2 separate regions of the Homo sapiens genome follow, and region 1 is linked to region 2. A link is an interaction called in ENCODE POLR2A ChIA-PET data of the cell type or tissue named here. Cell type or tissue: Caco-2. All regions are shown on one strand.

The links. ChIA-PET counts read pairs that join two places held together with the same protein. Peaks named below come from ENCODE experiments on the same cell type or tissue, not always from the same donor. Only the 100,000 strongest peaks of a DNase experiment are listed, where the experiment ranks them.
Region 1: POLR2A ChIA-PET joins it to region 2 with 5 read pairs; 3 of 35 experiments call an interaction of 5 or more read pairs at or near these places.

The regions. Positions count from the first base shown.
Region 1 is chr9:36,583,410-36,587,409 of GRCh38, reverse strand. It overlaps MELK (maternal embryonic leucine zipper kinase), which reads right to left. Exons shown (of 18, transcript NM_014791.4): 3 at 3,698-3,783. Among named protein-coding and RNA genes, the nearest start is that of MELK, 13 kb to the right of the region's middle. RefSeq lists an enhancer at 1,610-2,586. In Caco-2, no CTCF peak of the experiment used is centred here; DNase peaks (open chromatin) are centred at 2,026 and 2,589.
Region 2 is chr9:36,638,915-36,642,914 of GRCh38, reverse strand. All of the region lies in intron 10 of MELK (maternal embryonic leucine zipper kinase), which reads right to left. Among named protein-coding and RNA genes, the nearest start is that of MELK, 68 kb to the right of the region's middle. In Caco-2, no CTCF peak of the experiment used is centred here; no DNase peak of the experiment used is centred here.

The DNA of each region.
Region 1 (4,000 bases), 56 kb after region 2:
AGGAGGCAGAGGTTGCAGTGAGCTGAGATCACACCCCTGCACTCCAGCCTGGGTGACAAAGCAAGACTCCATCTTGAAAAACAAATAAAATAAAAAGGGACTCCGTCTTAATGGCCAGTGTCTCAGGACCCAGTTATCCAGGACTATGCAACTAGATATCATGTCTTGACAAAGAATCAACTGTAACTTTCACTATCTTGGTATGATAATCTTCTTTCTTTGTGGGGAGGAAGCCTGATGACTAAAACCATGGAAGTAATCGGCCAGGCGTGGTGGCTCACACCTGTAATCCCAGCACTTTGAGAGGCTGAGGCAGACGGACCAAGAGGTCAGGAGATCGAGACCATCCTGGCTAACACGGTGAAAACCCGTCTCTACTAAAAATACAAAAAAATTAGCTGGGCGTGGTGGTCCCAGCTACTCTGGAGGCTGAGGCAGGAGAATGGCGTGAACCTGGGAGGCAGAGCTTGCAGTGAGCCGAGATCGTGCCACTGCACTCCAGCCTGGGTGACAGAGCAAGACTCCATCTCAAAAATAAATAAATAAATAAATAAAACCATGGAAGTAATCAAAATATTATTAAAATCCTAGAAAATAACTAAAATGAGCATAATAACAACAGAAAATATAAAAACAAGTTTAGAAATCATGAATTAATGTCATATTACGCTTTAGAATAAGTTTTGAGCATCAGTGTGATAACACATTTTGTAATAACATTTTGTTTGCTATTTAAGTATTTGAAGTGTTAAAGTAAGTCATACTAAAGTTATAACTGAAATTTAAACTGCTTAAGGGAATTAATCTAATTGATACTCATGTTTAAATGCTCAAGAAAAATGGTTTTAATGCTTTTTTCTTAGATTAATAAATAGAAAACAAAAAATTGAATAAAACAAAAAAACTGGAGGAAAGCCTGAATTGTCCACTGACAGATAATTAAAAATAATTTCTTATACTGGTCATTGTATGATTTTAGCATATATTTAGGAAGAAATTCAAATGATTTAATGACATTGCTGTAACAAAACTACTTACATACTCTTTGACTTTTTTTTTTTTTTTCTGGAGACAGGGTCTTGTTCTGTCATCCAGTCTGGAGTGCAGCGGCACCATCTCGGCTCACTGCAGCCCAACCTCCCAGACTCAAGTGATCTTCCCACCTCAGCCCCGCAAGTAGCTGGGACTACAGGTGTGTACCACCATGTCCAGCGAAATTTTTTGTATTTTTCGTAGAGAAGGGCTTTCACCTTGTTGCCCAGGCTGGTCTCAAACTCCTGAGCTCAGGCAATCCACCCACCTTGTTCTCCCAAAGTTCTGGGATTACAGGTGTGAGCCACAGTGCCTGGCTCCCTTTGACTTATTTATGTGTTAATCAGAACTTATATCTTTAACAATTAAAAAAGTAGGTAACAATTAATATTAAGCCCTATCTCATTCCAACAATAAAAACATCAAAAAAAAACTTTTTTTAGACAAGATCTTGCTCTGTTGCCCAGGCTAGAGTGCAGTGGTGCAATCACAGCTCACTGTAGCCTCAACCTCCTAGGCTCAAGGGACCCTCCCACCACCACCTCCCAAGTAGCTGGGACTACAGGCATGCACAACCACACCTGGCTAAATTTTTTTTATTTTTTGTAGGGACAAGACTTGCCATATTGCCCAGGCTAGTCTCGAACTCCTGGCCTCAAGCAATCCTCTGGCCTCAGCTTCCCAAAGTGCTGGAATTACAGGGATGAGCCACCACACCCAACCAAAAATTATTTTTTATGTTTGATAATTAAGGACAATTACAAAATGTTAGGCTGGGAGTGGTAGCTCACACCTGTAATCCCAGCACTTTAGGAGGCCGAGGTGGGTGCATCACTTGAGGTCAGGAGTTCGAGACCAGCCTGACCAACATGATGAAATCCTGTCTCTACTGAAAATACAAAAATTAGCTGGACATGGTGGCACACGCCTGTAGTACCAGCTACTCAGGTGGCTGAGGCAGGAGAATCATTTGAACCCAGGAGGCAGAGGTCGCAGTGAGCCGAGATCGCACCACTGCATTCCAGCCTGGTGACAGAGCAAGACTCCATCTCAAAAAAAAAAAAAAAAAAAAAAACAAAGAATGGTAGAAGGAATTAGAAAAAAAAGATGACTCAAGGTGACTTCAAACACTGGAATGGGTACAGAAGCCCCAGAAAAACCACCAAAAGAGACAGGCTTTATCTCAACATAAAAATAACTTTTTATACATTGTAGCCAAGACCACAAACTGAATGGGCTGCTTTAGGAGATAACAAGCTGTTCCCCCTGGAAGAATTCACATAGAGGAAAAAGAGGCTGATTTGGAAAAGGATTTAATTAGATAACTTCTAAAGCCATTTTGAATAAAATGCTGGGACAGGCCAAGTACAGTGGCTCACCCCTACATACCCTGTACTTTGGGAAGCTGAGATGGGAAGACTGCTTGAGGCCAGGAGTTTGAGACCACCCTGGGCAACAGAGTAAGACCTTGTTTCTAGAAAAATGTTTAAAAATTAGGCAAGCATAGTGGCATGTGCCTCTGGTCACACCCACTCAGGAGGCTGAGGTGGGAGGATCACTTAAGCCCAGCAGGTACAGGCTGCAGTGAGCTGTGATTGTGCAACTGCACTCCAGCCTGGGCAACAAAGTGAGACTGTCTCAAAAAAAAAAAAAAAAAAGCTAGGACATAATATTTATCTATTTGCCTATCTATAGTACCAAAATGATTTATATTTAGTAAGAGTATCATAAGAAAATAAAGATGGGGCCGGGCGCGGTGCCTCACGCCTGTAATCCCAGCACTTTGGGAGGTCGAGGCACGCGGTTCACGAGGTCTGGAGATCGAGACCATCCTGGCTAACATAGTGAAATCCCATCCCTACTAAAAAAAAAAAAAAAAAAAATACAAAAAAATTAGCCAGGCATGGTGGCGGGCACCTGTAGTCCCAGCTACTCAGGAGGCTGAGGCAGGAGAATGGCGTGAACCTGGGAGGCGGAGGTCGCCGTGAGCCAAGATCGCGCCACTGCACTCCAGCCTGTGCGACAGAGCAAAACTCCGTCTCAAAAAAAAAAAAAAGTAAAGAAAAGAAAAGAGGCCGGGCGCGGTGGCTCACGACTGTAATCCCAGCACTTTGGGAGGCCGAGGCGGGCAGATCACGGGGTCAGGAGATTGAGACCATCCTGGCTAACACGATGAAACCCCGTCTCTACTAAAAATACAAAAAATTAGCCGGGCGTAGTGGCGGGCGCCTGTAGTCCCAGCAACTCGGGAGGCTGAGGCAGGAGAATGGCGTGAACCCGGGAGGCGGAGCTTGCAGTGAGCCGAGATCGCGCCACTGTACTCCAGCCTGGGCGACAGAGCGAGACTCCGTCTCAAAAAAAAATAAAAAATAATAAAGAAAAGAAAAGAAAGATGGGACACATTAATATCCAGAAACACCTACAGACTACAGACTGCAGATGGATGCTACAGACTTCAAATATGTCCCACTGCACTGCGTTAAAATCTGAAGAACAAAGTAATCCCTTCCCCCAGATTACTTTTTAAAACCACAGATCTATACGTTTTTTAAAAGGTATAAAAATATTATTCTAAGAGCAGTAACTAGAACATTAGAACAATTCAGGTTTTAATTCACGAAACTGATCTATAAGTGGACTATTTTTTAAATAAATCTAAACTTACCCCTAGTGTGTTTTTATCCATGATTTTTATAGCTACCATCTCTCCAGTAAGGATATGGCAGGCAAGTTTGACCTTTGCAAAGCCACCTAAGTAGGAAAATGTATTATGAAAGCATAAGCAAGGACTCAGGCACAAACACCTTTTTATATATAATAATTTTAAAAGACTCTATCAAGCCAAATTTTCCTAGAAGTTTGTGGCTTTTTTTTCCTGTTGCTGCTTGTTATCCAATGTCTAGCTGAAGGTTTTTTTTTTTTTAACCATGATAGTGTATCTCAAACTTTGTAATAAAAAAAAAACAGA
Region 2 (4,000 bases):
CTTTATACAATCAAATATCATTATGTAAAACATGAATCTGTCAATTTCTTGGGGAAGAATCAATATTCTCTATAATCTTTTAAGAAGTAAGCATATTCCAGCAAGCATTTCAAGAAGATGTGCTCTTTCCCAACTCTTTATCCCCATCATCATCTGAGCAACTGTTGTTAAAGTTCGGTTGTACAATGCCGGGCACAATAGTTCACACCTGTAATTCTAGCATTTTGGGAGGCTGGGGCGGGCAGATCACCTGAGGTCAGGAGTTTGAGACTGGCCTGGCCAGCATGGTGAAACCCCATCTCTACTAAAAATACAAAAATTAGCCAGGCATGGTGGCGAGCATCTGTAATCCCAGCCACTTGGGAGGCTGTGGCACAAGAATCACTTGAACCCAGGAGGCGGAGGCTGCAGTGAGCTGACACTGTGCCACTGCACTCCAGCCTGGGCAACAGAGCGAGACTCTGTCTCAAAAAAAAAAAAAAAAAAAAAAAAAAAAGTTCTGTTGTACAGCCCAGGGACTGTATACTCCCCTTCCCTACCACAAGACCTGCATTGGTATTTTCATCAAAGAGCAGCCACCTAGGCATCTAAAATCAGTGGCTATACAACAGACTGGTAAAAGAGTGATTCAAACTTGTAGAGCACAGGGTACCTCAGGTTATGTTTATGTTTAGCACAATTCAAGGAGCCTTTACGATGGTGCCATAGATGCCACACGATCGTTATTTTGCTGGACCACAACTTTAAAAAAGAATATAAGTAAGAGCCTCTATACAAAATTCATTTTGCTTAAGGACAGAAATTATCCAAATAATCCCTACATGATGGTACCTCACTAAAGGTAGGGCTGGAAATGGGTTCTCAGAACCAAGCAAGGATCACTGAGAACAAAAAGGCAGGAATCAGGAATAGCCTGGCCTGGACCTGGAAGGGAGCTCAGAAGATTACACAGGAAGAGAAGCAGAGGAATACAACTTTAAAGTTCATCTTTCCAACATAACTCTCTTAGGCCAGGTGCGGTGGCTCACGCCTGTAATCCCAGCACTTTGGGAGGCCGAGGTGGGTGGATCATCTTAGGTTGGGAGTTGGAGACCAGCCTGACCAACATGGAGAAACCCCGTCTCTACTAAAAATACAAAATTAGCCAGGCGTGGTGGTGCATGCCTGTAATCCCAGCTACTCAGGAGGCTGAGGCAGGAGAATCGCTTGAACACAGGAGGCGGAGGTTGTGGGGAGCTGAGATCAAGCCATTGCACTCCAGGCTGGGCAACAACAGTGAAACTCCATCTCCAAAAAAAAAAAAAAAAAAAAATCTCTCTTTATGGCAGCCCGAGTGAGGGATGCTTTATGTTCTGCTTAAAGGCCTCCTCTCCAGGGTACACAGAACAGCTGGAATGGTTAGCATCTCCCTCCTGCTGCCTGAGGTCTGTCTCCCTGTGATCTCTGTCCACTGGGAATTGGTACAAACTGATGGCTAACAGGCTTGGGAATTAGACAGACCTTAGTTTTAATTGCAACAGGACTTAATAACCATGCGGCCTTGAACATGACCACACCTCTGAGTCTCAGTTTCATCATCTGCTAGAGAGAGATGGTATGTGCCCTGCAATATATGCAACATAGAGCAAGCGCCTAGTACAACATCTCAACAGAGTAGGCCCTCAAAAACTGGTTATTTTCACCAACAGTCATAATTCTATTTCCTCTGTGCTAAAAGAGCCTTTCAGAAATTTGCGTATTCCTATTATAAGCAACCTTTCCTCTGCAAGTCTTCCGTTTTCTAGTTCCGCCAACCTCCACTTTAATGATTAACTCCCCTTACTATTCTGGCCCTTTCTTTAGATCACACTCCAGGTTGATACTACACATCAAAGTGAAGTATTCAGAACCAAACATAACAAGAAAGAGAGGTCTGCCCAGCACAAGGCAGGGCAATATCATGAGCTTCCCTTGTTTTGAACATCACACTTGTAACAACAAGCTCAAGAGAAAGGCTGCCATCATGAAAAGAAACAGTAAAGACAAATTTTTCCCCTCAATTCATACGCTGAAACCTAATCACTAGTGTAATAGTATTAGGAGGTTGGGTCTTTGGGAGGTGAGTAGGTCACAAGTGGGCTCTGCCCTCATAAATGGGGTTATTACACTTATAAAAGAGGCCCCAGGCCAAAGTACAATGGCTCATGCCTGTAATCCCAGGGCTTTGGGAAGCTAAGGTGGGAGGATCACTTGAAGCCAGGAGTTGGAGACTGGCCTGGGCAATACAGCAAGACTCCATTACTACAAAAAAATATTCAAAAATTAGCCAGGTGCGATGGCTCACATGCGTAGTCCTAGCTACTCAGGAGGCTGAGGTGGGAGGATCACTTGAGCCCAAGAGTTCAAGGTTACAGTGAGGTATGATCAAGCCACTGCACTCCAGCCCAGGTAAAAGAATGAGACCCTATCTCTTTAAAAAAGAAAAAGAAACAGAAAAGAAAAGAAAGAAAAGAGGCTCCAGAGGCCTTTCCCCTTTCTCCCGTTCCACCACGTGAGGACACAGCAAGAAAGAGCCATTCTATGAACCAGAAAGTGGGCCCTCATCAAACACCAAATCTGCTGGTGCCTTGATCTTTTTTTTCTTTATTTTTACTCTCCAGAACTCTAGCTCTATGATGCCTTGATCTTGAACTTCCCAACCTCCAGAACTGCAAGAAATAAATTTCTGTTCTCTCTAAGCCACTCAATTTATGGTATTTTGTCACAGCAGCTCAAACAGACTGAGAGAGCCTTGCATTATTGACTGGTATAAGCACAACCTCATGGGTTACAAAGTAGAGACCACAAAGGTTTATACTAGTGGTACTGTTAAAGTCCAAAGTGCTAAGAATAAGTTTTCATTGTGCTGCTTTGACTATGACCGCTCCTAGAACTGTAGATTTCCCCTCAAGATGGTCTCAACCTCAGAAGCCTAGACACCTTAATACCTGGTATCCTCTTGTTGATGTCAACACTGCTCAAGCAAGAAAATAAATTTTTGAGGTTCCCTCCATCATCTTAAGTGTAAAAAAAAAATATTTTTTTAACTGTAAAAGAACCCCTCTCTCCCGCAGCCTCCTGCCTGTACCTTTACCACAAGGCATATGTGTGAGAAAGGCAGGAGATGGAAGAAGGAGGTTCTACTATCTCTGCTGGGCTCCTGAACTGGAAACAATGAAATGAGTGTGGTAGAAAAGATACCAAGGGTCTAAAAAACATGATTAATCTCAAGCTGTGTCTTCCAAAGAGGATCAATACTTAAAGCGCTCTGAATCCTCAGCCACACATACTCAAATTAAGTACAAAACTGCATACCAAAAGCTAGCCAATTATTTTGGATTATCTGTGCCTACTACATTTCCTGTTCGCCAGGGCAGAAAATGAAACTGACTATAATTTCTATTTGATGCAATACTTGGGTACCAGAACTATGTATGAAAATGGTAGGAGGCGATCATGCGTAGAGTTACAGAACAGACAGCATCTATACCTTAAATATTCAAGGAAATCTGAATTTTTTTTAATAGTTCACTCTTGATGAAACACAACACTGAAAGAGAAAAGCAAATCCTTTAAAAAGCAACAACAATTCATTATGCCTCTCCTGTATATAATTCATTTGATCCTGTAACAGCTCTGCAAGGCAGGCAAAAGAGATTAATGATACAACATGTAAAGTTACTCTATAAATGGCAAAACATGACCCAAACATACACAGATTGACATTAGAATACCCATATTAGAGGTGATAAAATGAAGACTCAGAAAAGTTACTGTGATCTGCCTAAGACTGGCATTTTTCATTCCTAGCCCCAGGTTTTCCTACCATAACACAATGCCACCTCTCCATCACTCTGCTCCAGTAGCTACTTCAACAGACACCAGATAAGCAATGCTCGCCACAAAGGCTGCAAATACACAGGACGTGGGCCCTGAGCTTGAATCAGCTAGCCTATCAGATCCATTCCATTCCAGAACCCTT